Linked DNA regions of Homo sapiens: region 1 is linked to region 2. The links are chromatin contacts, found by Hi-C or POLR2A ChIA-PET in ENCODE. All regions are on one chromosome and are shown on one strand. The core of a region is the stretch at or near the end of the contact, and the rest is flanking DNA. Distances in the headings are between cores, read along the strand shown.

Evidence for each region. A loop is a pair of places that touch in the nucleus more often than their neighbours do. ChIA-PET counts read pairs that join two places held with the same protein, here RNA polymerase II (POLR2A). Pooled maps may share reads with other maps.
Region 1: a pooled map shows a loop between it and region 2 (6-fold over the local background). The contact joins the enhancer-like site here to the promoter of GRIFIN in region 2. A Hi-C loop is called at or near these places in 1 of 168 maps with a recorded cell type or tissue (endothelial cell of umbilical vein), 1 of 37 single-sample maps with no recorded cell type and 8 of 50 pooled maps. POLR2A ChIA-PET finds 5 or more read pairs at or near these places in 2 of 52 experiments (CD4-positive, alpha-beta T cell and HEK293T).

The regions. Positions count from the first base shown.
Region 1 is chr7:2,605,131-2,611,668 of GRCh38, reverse strand. It overlaps IQCE (IQ motif containing E), which reads right to left. Exons shown (of 22, transcript NM_152558.5): 20 at 5,672-5,793; 21 at 4,442-4,545; 22 at 1-1,625. The coding sequence ends at 1,507. Among named protein-coding and RNA genes, the nearest start is that of TTYH3, 24 kb to the left of the region's middle. RefSeq lists enhancers at 449-1,022, 1,023-1,596. Within about 2 kb of position 2,633, at least 5 of the 41 ENCODE cell types and tissues checked have a DNase peak (open chromatin) inside an H3K27ac peak, as active enhancers do.
Region 2 is chr7:2,472,443-2,478,369 of GRCh38, reverse strand. It overlaps GRIFIN (galectin-related inter-fiber protein), which reads left to right and starts at 1,972. Exons shown (of 5, transcript NM_001394787.1): 1 at 1,972-1,998; 2 at 2,371-2,450; 3 at 2,542-2,701; 4 at 3,063-3,229; 5 at 3,485-3,642. The coding sequence starts at 1,987. The coding sequence ends at 3,500. RefSeq lists a silencer at 461-530 and an enhancer at 3,903-4,448.

The DNA.
Region 1 (6,538 bases), core at 1,384-3,883, 130 kb before region 2:
CTGGGAGAGAACAGGCTGGGCTGGGGACACCTGTGTCCTCCTCCCATAGAGCAGGTGGACATGCAGAGCCTCCTCTCTCCCTTTCACAAGCCACTGTGTTGGGGCCATCGGCCTTCTGACCGCCACAGAGAATGACCCAGGCTCAGCTTAGGTGACTCAGAAGGCCGCCATGCTGCAGAAAAGGCGCCCAGGGGTTAAGCCTGTCCCCGTGGACGGAAGCCTTGGGAGAAGCTGTCAGCTGTGTAAAAAGGGGCTTTCTAACCATTGGGTCTCTCCTGAGACAGCGGCCAGCCCCGGCAGGAGTCCCCACAGGGGTGCTGTGGAAATGCAGACACCAGGCCTGGGCTGTGCAGGGGTCTAGATGCCCCTGAAGGCCCGCCCAGGTCTAAGGCTCTTCCTCTTGACGCCCCAGCAAGGGCTAATCTCACACACAAGCAAGAGATGGGCACTGGACACTGTGCGCTTCCCCCAGGAACTCCCTCCTAGGCCTCTGCAGCTGCTGGCTCCACAGGCTCCGCACGCCCGGCCCAGCCCAGCCCAGCCCAGCCCAGCCCAGCCATGGAGCTTGGGAGTGCAGAGGCCGCACACATGGGGTGACGGGGACTGTCCCAGACACCAGATGCAACACGCCCCACCACGAGCCTATGCTGTCCCTTGGAACGGCGAGCCTGCCTCCTCACCCTCCTCTCCTCCTCTTCCCCGGGTGGCCCCACACAGGCTAAGGCTCCCGCCACCAGCTTGGGAACAGACATCACCCTGCTGTTCTCAGAAGCAAGTGTGATGCTGCTTTTGTAATTGGGAATTTTAAAAAATCTTGGTCTCCACAGTGACAGAATCCAACCAAATTCCTTCCTGGGAAGGGCAGCTCTGGAGGGCAGTGCTCCAGGGGATAGCAAGGGTGACGGGAAAGGACGGTGTGAGCGGGTGGGGCATGGAGTAAGATCATTTGGGGACCTGGGTGTCTTTAGCTCCTCACTGGCTTGGGACAGGCCGTGTTTTGCTGTGGGGATGGGGGAAGCCGGTCTCACACCTTCCTAAGGCACAGCGGGGTGTGTCTGCCTGGCCTGCTGGGCTGAGATCGAGCAAATCCTGGTTGTTGAGGGTGTCACCAGGAAGAGGGGGCATGGTGTCGGCGCTGGTTGCGGATAGCAGCTCCTCACGGTCAAGGTCGTGGGCAGGCGGCAAGGTGCTGTCAGAGAACGTGTCACTACAGGGCTCCCTGGCATCTGCGAGTTCACGGCAGATGTGTCTGTTGGCACTGAAAATCCACCATCCGAGCTGCAGCTGGAGATGAGGGGGATGCGAGCCGCTGGCCCTCCCCAGAGAATAAAGTAAAGGCATTTGGGTCTCCTTCCACAAACAAAAGCACAAAGAGACACGACGCAGATGCTGAGGTGTTAAGTAGGTATCATCGTTCTTCTCCTAACACGATAAATTATCTTTCCAGTCGTGGTTCCTATGTCCTCGGCAGCGCTGCCATCACGGCGTGGAGACAGTGACGGGGACCTAAACTGGAAAGTTCTTCGTGGGCAGAGACGGTGCAATGACAATATCGTCGGAATCATCGGAGTTGACGTCATCCCCAGGTAGAGGTGCCAAGGCCTGTGGCCCTGAGGGAGAGGGGTCTGCAGAAATGAACCACAGGGAGAGGGGTCAGCCACGCTGACCTCAGGGGCTGCCACCACGGACACCCTTACACTGTCTGCTCTTCCCCGGCAGGCAAGACGGCAGCCACCCCGAGAAGCAGTAAGCCATGGGGCACACAGGCCCTCAGGAGCAACTCACACACCTGCCAGAAAGCCTCACTCTCCGCCCTCAGGACCAACTCACACACCTGCCAGAAAGCCTCACTCTCCAGCCTCAGGACCAACTTACACACCTGCCAGAAAGCCTCACTCTCCAGCCTCAGGACCAACTTACACACCTGCCAGAAAGCCTCACTCTCCAGCCTCAGGACCAACTTACACACCTGCTAGAAAGCCTCACTCTCCAGCCTCAGGACCAACTTACACACCTGCCAGAAAGCCTCACTCTCCTCACCTTCAAACTCAGCTCTGAGTATTCTCACCATTTCCCCCAGTCAAAACACCTGCAAAAGCAGACATTTGCCAGCATGGAGGAACCTCGAGTCCACACTGGAGTCATTCCCTGAAAGCCATTCCCACAGCAGCAGTCCAGGAGTCTGGGGCCTGGGTGGGTGGCTACCCGTGTGTAGGAGCGTTTCTGCTGGGTGCAGTGGCTCATGCCTGTAACCCCAGGACTCTGGAGGCCGAGGTGGGAGGGTGGCTTGAACCCAGGAGTTCCAGACCAGCCTGGGCAACACAGCTAGACTGCACTTCAAAAAAAAAAAAAAAAAAGCCAACTTCCCTGTTAACTCGCTGGCCACTGGTATAGAGGGCAGGAGGGGGCAAGGCACGGATCGCTGTGAGCTTGCAAGCTGCTCGGCCATTCCCCCTTGGATGCTCCTTCCTAAGCATCTAGAGCGTTCCAAACTTTTAATCCATTCTAGAATGGGACGCCACCTACAGACGGGATGGAGGTGGGTACCAGAGCTGAAGAAGGGACGGGTCCTACCACAGCAGCAGCCCCAGAGCTCCTTGCCGGGGAGCCTGAGTGTCGCTGCCTTGAAAGACGAAAGTAAAAAAGTAATGAACTGCTCATGTGAGATTTTAAAAAGGGAAGGAAATGGCAATTCGGCCATGCCGCAGATACTGTAACTGTGTCAGCTTTTTTTTCCTGCAACTTTCAAGAAAATTCATATTAAAGGGGAACCTTATGAAATTAAAAACAGCTTTCATGGTTATCTTCAAAAACAACCAATCAGCTCAAACAAAAGCTTGATTTATACTTTTCACAGAGACATTTCCTTAGGTCAATAAAGCTGAATCCCTGGGTCACGGGGATGAACTTGCGTCTTTAAAATCACTTGCGTTGAGCAAGAGAAAAGGGCAGCATCAACGCACGCTTTAGCCCTGATCAAAGCCTCTAAAGGTCACCAAAGGCAGGGTCTGGCGAAGCCGGTAGAATCGGCTCCCGGAGAACAACTGAAAGCCTTTTGCAGAGCCCACGAGTCACAGGCCGGCCCGACCGCTTTGCGTGTCTGTACATTCTCCCCGAAACCCCAGGCTGCTCATCTTTGTGTTGAGCTTTACAAATGGAAGTTTTGGAGAGAATATCAAAGTTCAAAGTTTTCTAGCTCTGACGAAACTAGGTTAAAAAATGAAAATAAAATGTGATTTCATACGTGGTATTTCCAGGTCAAACGTGGTATACGGTTCTTAGCTCGTGCAGGAGACTCTCTAAAACACAGCCCCTAGCGGGACCCCCTGGGGAGGGAAGGCTCTCGGGCTCCAGGTCTGATGCGGGCCTCAAAACGGCCTCTTCCCAACTCCGTGACTCCGCGTCAGCACAGGAGGGATCTCCCAGGAAAGCGAGGCCTCCGCCCGCCACGGGCCCCCACACTTACTGGAGTGGTACTGGGGGGCTGCCGGCTCCCTGGGCCCGTCCTGAAGGGACATTCAAATTAAGGCATGTGGGTCCTGGGCAGGCCTCACCCTTCCTTCACCCCCTGGCCTTCCTCACCCTCACCCTTTGGGCTCAGAAGAGCCTCTTCCTTTGTGGTTTTCCTTGCTGTTCTCTCTCCTCCTTCCCTGACTCCACCCTGGAGACCTAAGGACTCAGCACAGCAAAGCCCTTCGCCTGACACTTCCCACGTGAAACAGCCCCGCACGCCACACTCCCCTCCTCAACAGGGTCTTAAGGCTGCCCTTCTCCATCTCCCGACAGTCCCGAGTCTCAACAGCGTGCCTCCGCACTCATCTTCCCTTTACAGGAGGTGTCAATGGGGGGTTTCTAATTGCAGGATAAGACACGGGATCTCAAGTCCACGCAGAGCAGCATAGATTTGGGGTGGAGAGTGGCTTTCCAGCTGTCTAGCCCGTTCTCTACTTTAAACATGAAGGGACTGACGGCCAGAGAAAGGCAGGGCCTGCTGGGGCATCCCCGTCAGCTCCGGGCAGAGCAGGGATGAGGCCTCACACCAGGGTGTGGCATCCTGCAGTGCCAGCGGCTTCTTCACTGACTGTTTTTGGACTTTAACAAAGTAGAAAAGGAAACAATAACACGGTTTTACTCAACAAACAAACAGGAGAAATGCTGGCCTGAAGGAGGAAGCCACCTCGGTCCTGTTGGAGCTGAGAGCAAAAAATAAAGACAGCAAGGACCTCGGCAATTCCAGGCACAAAGGACAAGCTGGGCCAAGGCGGGGCCCTGTTGTGGGCCTTCCTGGCATAAGGCGACGCTTAGTTCAGAGGCAGCTCCAGATGGGACACTCCTCCCTTCCGTCCCGACACAGCCCGGGCTTCCTGGAGGTGGCCACTCTTTGGCTGAGACCTCAGCAGACCAGCTGCCCTGGTGCCAGAATCCAAATGAATGAAATTACCAGGAAGAGCTGCGAGGAAGGGTGGGGAGGAGGCGTCCCCGTGTGTGGCTGAAGCCGATCTCCTCCTGGTAGAAGCTGCGGTGGTGGTTCTTTTACCGGTAGCACTGGAAAAAAACAGAAAACGCCAGCTGATTCTGCTTTTAGAGAGTACAAACCTCTCTGAGGTTTACAGCAGCCTCAGTAATTTGCTTGGAGGCAAGTATTCCAATGAAAGCAAACACAGAGCCAGTCCCGAGCCCCACGACCAGCGCTGTACCCAATATGCACCCAGGGTCCAGAAACGTCCGGCGGTGAAGAGCCTCAGACACGTCCCCGTCCATCTCCTCGGGGACCATGCTGAGGTCAGGCCGGCATGGTTTTATAAGCTGGCCTCAGACGGCTCCGTTCCCTGTCTCCTGTCTGGGTCAGCCCAGCTGCCATTCCCCGGGGACATGCTTGCAGGCTGCATGGCCCTCCACCTCCTGGCTGGGGCTCGCCGCCCAGGGATGGGTCCCTGACTCCTGAGCCCACAGTGTGTCCCAGGTCACATGGGGTCAGGACCATGAGATGCAGATGCGGCCTTGGAGGGAGAAACTGCCCACTCGGAAGTGCTGGGTGGCCGCGCGGCTCCACCACAGAGGCTGAGAACCAGAGCAGTCTGTGATAAGAGGGGAACAAACCCCATGCGGGGTGAAGCAGACGGGGGTGACGGAGCGGGGCCGTCTCTTCCCCTTACTGTAAACTCCCCCCGGCCAGGCTCACTTCAAGGGGTTTTGATTTCTGCAACCGAGAGTCCTAGCAAACCCACCAAGAGGCCTGTGGGAACGCTGCCATCTAGACCCTGCACGCGTCGCCTGTCATATGCCGTGTCCAACACGGAGGTCACAACACAGTTTTCTTTCACAGGGATGACCTATCAGCACAGCCAAAAGCCAGGCCACAGACTGATGGTGACCTGAGCTACACGGTGTGTGAAGCTCCTCTTCTCATCTCCTCCCGGTAGGGAAGAAGCGACTCTGGAAAGGCCTCCCCCGAGGATCACACCTTCCAGCCCACTCCACGTCCGTGGTGCAGCAGGGAGTCCTCAGGATGTGAAGCCTTTACTCTGGCTCCAAACCGAGGTCCCGCTGGCAGGCGGCAGGCGCTGCTCCAGTTTCCGCCACATGCCCTGCACCCAGTGCTCCGGGCCCAGTGCGGTGGGCAGCCTCTCGTGCCATGTCTGTGTCCCACGTCCCCGTGACCCTGACTCACCTGTGCCTGGCCCGGGCCAGGTGTGCCCGCAGAGCGGACTGGATGATGACGATGGCCTCCTCCTGCACAGGGCTGCCCGTGGCCTGGGCGATGGGGCTCGGAACGCGGGGCACAGGAGAGCTCTGGGGTGCAAGGACAGCAGGGAAGACGACTGTTTGGCAGCCCCCTGCTGGCTCCCAGCACTCAACCCCCAGGGCACCCTGGGCGTCAGGGAGACAGGAAGAGCTCAGTTTCCTTTTCAGATGGCCCTGCCTCCCGGGAATTGCTGGTCAGTGAACAGCCTCCTGGTGGCAGGTTCTGAATTTTTAAACTGTAGGGATTCTTATTTATCTATTTATTTATTTATTTATTTATTTATTTACTTATTTATTTATTTTTGAGATGGAGTCTCGCTCTGTTGCCCAGGCTGGAGTGCAGTGGCGTGATCTCGACTCACTGTAAGCTCCGCCTTCCGGGTTCACCCCATTCTCCTGCCTCAGCCTCCTGAGTAGCTGGGACTGCGGGCGCCCGCCACCACGCCCGGCTAATTTTTTGTGTTTTTAGTAGAGACAGAGTTTCACCATGTTAGCCAGGATGGTCTCGATCTCCTGACCTTGTGATCCACCTGCCTCGGCCTCCAAAAGTGCTGGGATTACAGGTGTGAGCCACCGCGCCCGGCCTACTATAGGGATTCTTAAACAAAAACCTGGTCCTCAATACAGAGGAGGGGCCGCAATGGCCTGCATCTGTCTTTAGTAGTTTTTAGCTACATCTTCATGGAGCTACTTGACTCTCCGGCAGCTTAACGCAATCTGGCCCTAACGCCACATCCATCCGGGGCCTGTGCAGAGGGGCCTGCGCAGAGAAGCCTGCATGGCCTGCGTGGCC
Region 2 (5,927 bases), core at 723-3,222:
CCCCACCCACAGGGCCCCTGATGTCTGGGGCTCTAGGCAGCTCCTGAGACCCAGGCCCTCTACCGCTGCCCCCACAGACCCCAAAGCGAGGGGATGACGGCCGGGCTCCTGTGTCCAGGGTTGTGGTTGCCTGGGCCACCCTACCCTGCCAGGACCCAGGCATGGACAGCAGATGGCATTGCTGGACTGCTGTGCCCAGCGGACGGTGGGGGAGACTGAGGCTCAGAGGCCACGAGCGCCAGGTTGTCAGCTGGTGGGAAGCCTGTTCCAGCCCCCTGCCTCTATGTTCTGCACAGCCCTGGCCCTGAGTCCTGTACCCAGAGTCCTGCTCTGTGTCCTCACTCCGCAGCTGAAACCAGGGCTGTCCCTGGGGCTGGGGGCAGGACAGGGAGGGGGAGGAAGCACTGGCTCCCCTTCCTGCTGTGGTGAGGGCTTCCCTCTCTGTGCTCTTCTGGGGGAGGCACGTAGGAGGGACCTGCGGCTTGCTGGGCCCCAGGACGGCCAGGCAGGATGGGGACGCGGATGTGGCCGGGGAGGGCAGGCACGCTCATCCTCTGCTGCCCAGGGCTGCCCCCTGCAGGGCCACGGCCAGCCCTGCTACGAGCCAGGCAGGAGAGACGGGCTCCACAGCCGCAGGCTCCGCACTGCTCTGCACCACCCAGGGGGCTGGCGGACAGTCACGACCACCTTGAGGCCCCTCCCGGCCTCAGCAGTCCCACCCTCCTACCAGGACGTCCGGGCACAGGCCCCAGCGGCAGCACCCATGGAGAGGTCAGGCGGGACCCAGGTCAGCCCTGCCAGGGCTTGGAGAGAATGGCTGGAAGGGACCCCTGCGGATGGGGGACTGGAGGGCCCACTCGAACACGGGGACAGGGCGGCAGGAGACGTGAGAATGGAGAATCCTGGCGGGGGCATCCTGGGGGCCAGGCCTCTTCAGACACACAGGCAGGGACACAGCAAACCTCCCTGTCACCCAGAGTCTCTGGAACTCACACCCCATGCCTCGCACACTCATGGGCTCACACAATCGTCCGGCCTGCAGCCAGGATACCCACCCACGAGATCACTGCACACGCACTGCACATGGCTGCACATGGCTGCACACACACCCACCTGCAGCAGCCCTAGGGCTCTGTGCCCCCTCCAGGTCCACTTCGGGCCGGTTCCCGTCCTCGGAGGCCCCAAAGCTGCCCGACAGCCTGAGACTCTCTCTGCTCACCTCCCTTCCTCCTTGAGGGCCCAGCTGGTCCCCCCCATGCTCAGCCTGAGGTGGGGAGCATCCTGGGTGTGGGAAAAGCCCTCCCCTCGCCTGCCAGAGCCTGGAATGCGCTGACCAGCGCCGGCCTAATCCTTGCTGTATGCCCCATGGGGTGGCTGAGCCAGTGGGGGCAGGCGGCGGGGGCCAGGGTGGGCTGGGGGACAGGCCCTGCAGCACCACGTGGTCAGACGGGACCTGGGAAGCCAGGGCAGGGGTCGGCAGCCAAGCCTCCCCTCCTAAGCCTGCCCTTGGCCGGATGGGAGGGTTCGAGTCCCTGGAGGGGCCCGTGATCCCGGAGGAAGAGCCGGGCCAGGGTCCCTGCCTAGACCTTGCCGTCCCAGTGAGAAAGGAGTGGCTGCTTTCCTGGATCCTGAAGGAGTGAAGTGGGTGAGAGTCAGGCAGGAGAGGGCTTGGGGGAGCAGGGGCAGGTGACCCATCTCCCTTGCGCCTGCACAGAGAACCAGCTGGAAGGGAGAGGCCCGAGGGGTAGGGAGATATGGGCTGGGAAGGGCCCAGAGACCTTGCCAAGTCACCCGGGGGTGGGGCCCGGCGTTCCCCACCCCCAGCCCCCCCACTCCGGGCGCTCCCCACCCCCAGCCCCACCCCGGCGCTCCCCACCCCCAGCCCTCCCCCGGCGCTCCCCACCCCCAGCCCCCCGGCACTTCCCACCCCTAGCCCCCCATCTATACCCCAGGCTCCCCGCGCCCTCCCACAGTGGCTGGGAGCAGATGGCAGTGCAGGTGGGTGAGACCCTGGACCTGGAGAAGGAGAACGGTGCAGGGCTGGGGGCTCCCTGAGCCACCCGTGCTCTCTCTGCACAGAGATGGGGTATGGGCTCTGGCCTCTCATCAGATCTCAGGGCTGAGAGGGCGTCAGGGTGAAGGTCCCCCCAGAGCTGGCCTGCTGGGCAGGTGTGTCCCTCCCACCCCAGCCCTGGTCACCCTGTCACAAAGACACCAGATGAACAGAGCCTTAGCCTATGTCTGGCACTGGGTTGGGGGCAGGCTGGGTGGGCAGGGACCTTCCTGGACAGATGGGATAGGGTGGGGGTGGGGGTGGGAGGGAGGAGGCTGCAGCCCCATGAGGCTGGTCCCCCTGTCTCTTCCACTCAGTCTAAAGCCTTCTGTGCGGGCGGCCTGGCCCCCGGCTGGAAGCTGCTGGTCCAGGGACATGCTGACTCTGGAGAGGACAGGTCAGCGGCACCGCCCTCCCCTCGCTGGGCCTTGGGCTGGGTGGCCGGCCCAGCTCTTTGCAGCTCTTGACCCGCACCATGTCCGCCCCAGGTTCGAGACTAACTTCTTGTTGGAGACGGGGGACATTGCCTTCCACATCAAGCCCCGGTTCTCCAGCGCCACTGTGGTGGGCAATGCCTTCCAGTACGGCCGCTGGGGCCCGGAGCAGGTGTCTAGCATCTTCCCGCTGGCCCCGGGGGAGCCCTTTGAGGTGACAGGGGCCTGGGTGGGGCCTGGGCTAGGCAGGGAAGGCCCGTGGGGGAACAGGGGGCCAGTGGGCAGCGGGTTCACGGTGGACGCTTACAGGTCAGTGGGCCAGGGCAAGGTCTGGGTGGCCTCCCTGGCCTCAGTTTCCCTACGTGTGCAGTAGGTACCCACCACCCTGGCTACCAGCCACCCCATCTTGGGAGAAAGGAGGGGACTTTGGGCTGGGGGCTCCAAGCCAAGGGACCCCCGGGGCCTGCCAGGCTGTCCTTCCTGGAGACGGCCGGCAGGCACATCACCGTTAAAAGCGGGACCAGACCCCAGGCCCTGGGGGCTGGCACTGAGGTCACTGGCCCCAGCCTGCCCAGATAGAGGTCAGCTGGGACGCGGAGCACTTCCACGTCTACGCCCCGGAGCACAAGGTGCTACAGTTCCCATGCCGTCAGAGGCCGCTGGGCGCCACCACCAGGGTGCGCGTGCTGAGTGACCACTGCCTGGCCCAGGTGGAGCTGGCCAAGAGGGGCCTGAGCTGGGGGTAAAGTCCCTGCCTCTACCCAGGTCCCTGCCCATTCCTGCCCCACACTGCCCACCCCAGCAGGGATTTTGCTTCTCACCCTGATCCGGGGACCCTCCTCCGCCTGGGGAGGGGTTGTCTGCCTGGCGTCCCACCCTGCTCCTCTCCCTGCCAGCCCTGCATATCCGGCCACGGGAGCAGGGCCATGGTCCACCTCCCACCCTGGTCTGTGCATGGGCAGGGCAGGAGCTAGGGACGTGCCTTGGATGTTTGCAGGGACCGGGGCTACTGAGTGACACCTGCACCCCAGGAGCCAGCCTCGGCTTGTCCCATGTCCAGGGTACCTGGAGTCCCACCCTGGGGCAGCTGGGTGAGGGGGTCTGTGGTCCTGTGTGCTCCTCGCAGCTCCACCTTCAATAAACTCTGAGAAGGCTGCAGGCGTTTGGCTGCTAGGGGGTGGCAGGGGGAGGCTCAGGTGGGGCCGGTGCTACGCAGCCCTGGAAGCTGGGGGGCTGGGGGACCCTGAGACCGACACTCCAGAGACGACCCAACCCCCTCACTTTGTCCCCAGGATGCTGAAGCTCTCGCATACGGCGGCCTGCATACGGCCTCGCCGTATACGGTCTCGCATACGGCCGGGATGGACCTGGACCGGGGAGGGGTGTCGGATGGCATCCTGTGTGGGGAGGGCACCTGCCATGGGCCAGAAGGTCCCAGCGGGGCCCAGGGGACTGAAAGGCAGGGGCAGGCATGGCCTGGGCCAGTCCCCACCCAGGACCACTGGGCTCAGGCTCTTGCCACGGCTCAGCCCTGGTGGGAAGGGTCAGCCCTGGGGCACTCATGTCCTGCCTGGTCCAAGCCATCTCCTCAGAGGCCCCAAGGCTTCCCTCTCCCCCTACTTCCTGCAGGGGCCTTTCCTGTTTCTCCTGTCCCACCTGGAGGGAGACGTGAGCCTGTCCCAGCAGCCTCATGTGTGTGTGGTGGTGAGAGCCAGGCTGGTGTGTGGTGGGAGCAGGAAGGCCCCGGAGGCCTCATAAGGGGACATGAGCACTGTGGGGAGAGTCCCCCAGGCCTGCCCCTCCTGGCTGCGTGACCATCCACAAGTCCCCCCAACCAGCCTCAGGTTCCACACCTATACAATGGGAGTTGTGGCTCCTGCCTCCTGTATGCGAAGGGCTCAGCCTTCGAAGAGCCGAAGAGCCCCGGGGTGGGAAGGTGACTTCAGGGGCACACACAATGAGATTTCGTAATTGCATGTTAATTCTACTACAATTACCAACACCGGGCATCTCTTCATCTCTATCTCTACCTATCATCAATATCTATCATCTATCATGTATATACCATCTATATCCGTCATCATTGTCATCAACATCAATCATCTATCTATCTATTCATCTATGTGCCCACCTACCAATCTATTATTTATCCACATGAAACTAGTGACGTCACAGCTTAGGATGAAACTCAACAGGTATTTAGCCTTAACAAGTGAGTTATTAAAGGAAAGTATTACGCCAAGTGCATGCCTGTAATCCCAGAACCTTGGGAGGCCATGGCAAGGGGATCCCTTGAGACCCCAGGAGTTGGAGACCCGCTTGGGGAACACAGCAAGTCCCCATCTCTACAAAAAATACAAAAATTGGCCAGGTGTAGTGGCTCATGCCTATAATCCCACCACTTTGGGAGGCCGAGGCGGGTGGATCACCTGAGGTCGGGAGTTTGAGACCAGCCTGACCAACATGGAGAAACCCCGTCTCTACTAAAAATACAAAATTAGCCAGGCATGGTGGCACACACCTGTAATCCCAGCTACTCGGGAGGCTGAGGCAGGAGAATCGCTTAAACCCGGGAGGTGGAGGTTGTGGTGAGCCGAGATCATGCCATTGCACTCCAGCCTGGGCAACAAGAGCGAAACTCCAAACCAAAAAAAAAATTTTTTTTTAATTAACCAGATATGGTGGCTCACACCTGTGGTCCTACCTGCTCAGGAGGCTGAGGCAGCAGGACTGCTTGAGCCCAGGAGGTGGAGCAATTATCATGCCACTGCTCTCCAGCCTGAACAGAGAGAGGCCCCTGTCTCGAATGAATGAATGAATGAATTGATGAATAAAAGTATTAGGTCTGCAGTGGCACAGACAGGAGAGCAGAGACGGGAAGCTGGACTTGGGAATGGCTGCCTGGGTTTGAGCCTTAGCTCTGCCACTCTCTGTGCGCGGCAAGGCCCTGAGCTCTGGGGACCTCTGTGAAACAGGAAAATGAGTGCCTTCAGCATATCTTTCTGCCTCAATGAGTTACTTCAGATGACAGCATGCCTAGACAATGGCTGGCACTTGATTTTTTTTTTTTTTTTGGAAACGGAGTCTGGCTCTGTCACCCAGGCTGGAGTGCAGTGGTGTGATCTCGGCTCACTGCAACCTCTGCCTCCCGGGTTCACGCCATTCTCCTGCCTCAGCCTCCCGAGTAGCTGGGACTACAGGCGCCCGCCACCACGCCCAGCTAATTTTTTATATTTTTAGTAGAGACGGGGTTTCACCATGTTAGTCAGGATGGTCTCGATCTCCTGACCTTTTGATCCGCCCGCCTCGGCCTCCCAAAGTGCTGGGATTACAGGCATGAACCACCACGCCCAGTCTTTTTTTTTTTTTTTTTTTTTTTTAGACAGAGTCTCACTCTGTTGCCCAGGCTGGAGTGCAGTGGTGCAATCTTGGCTCACAGC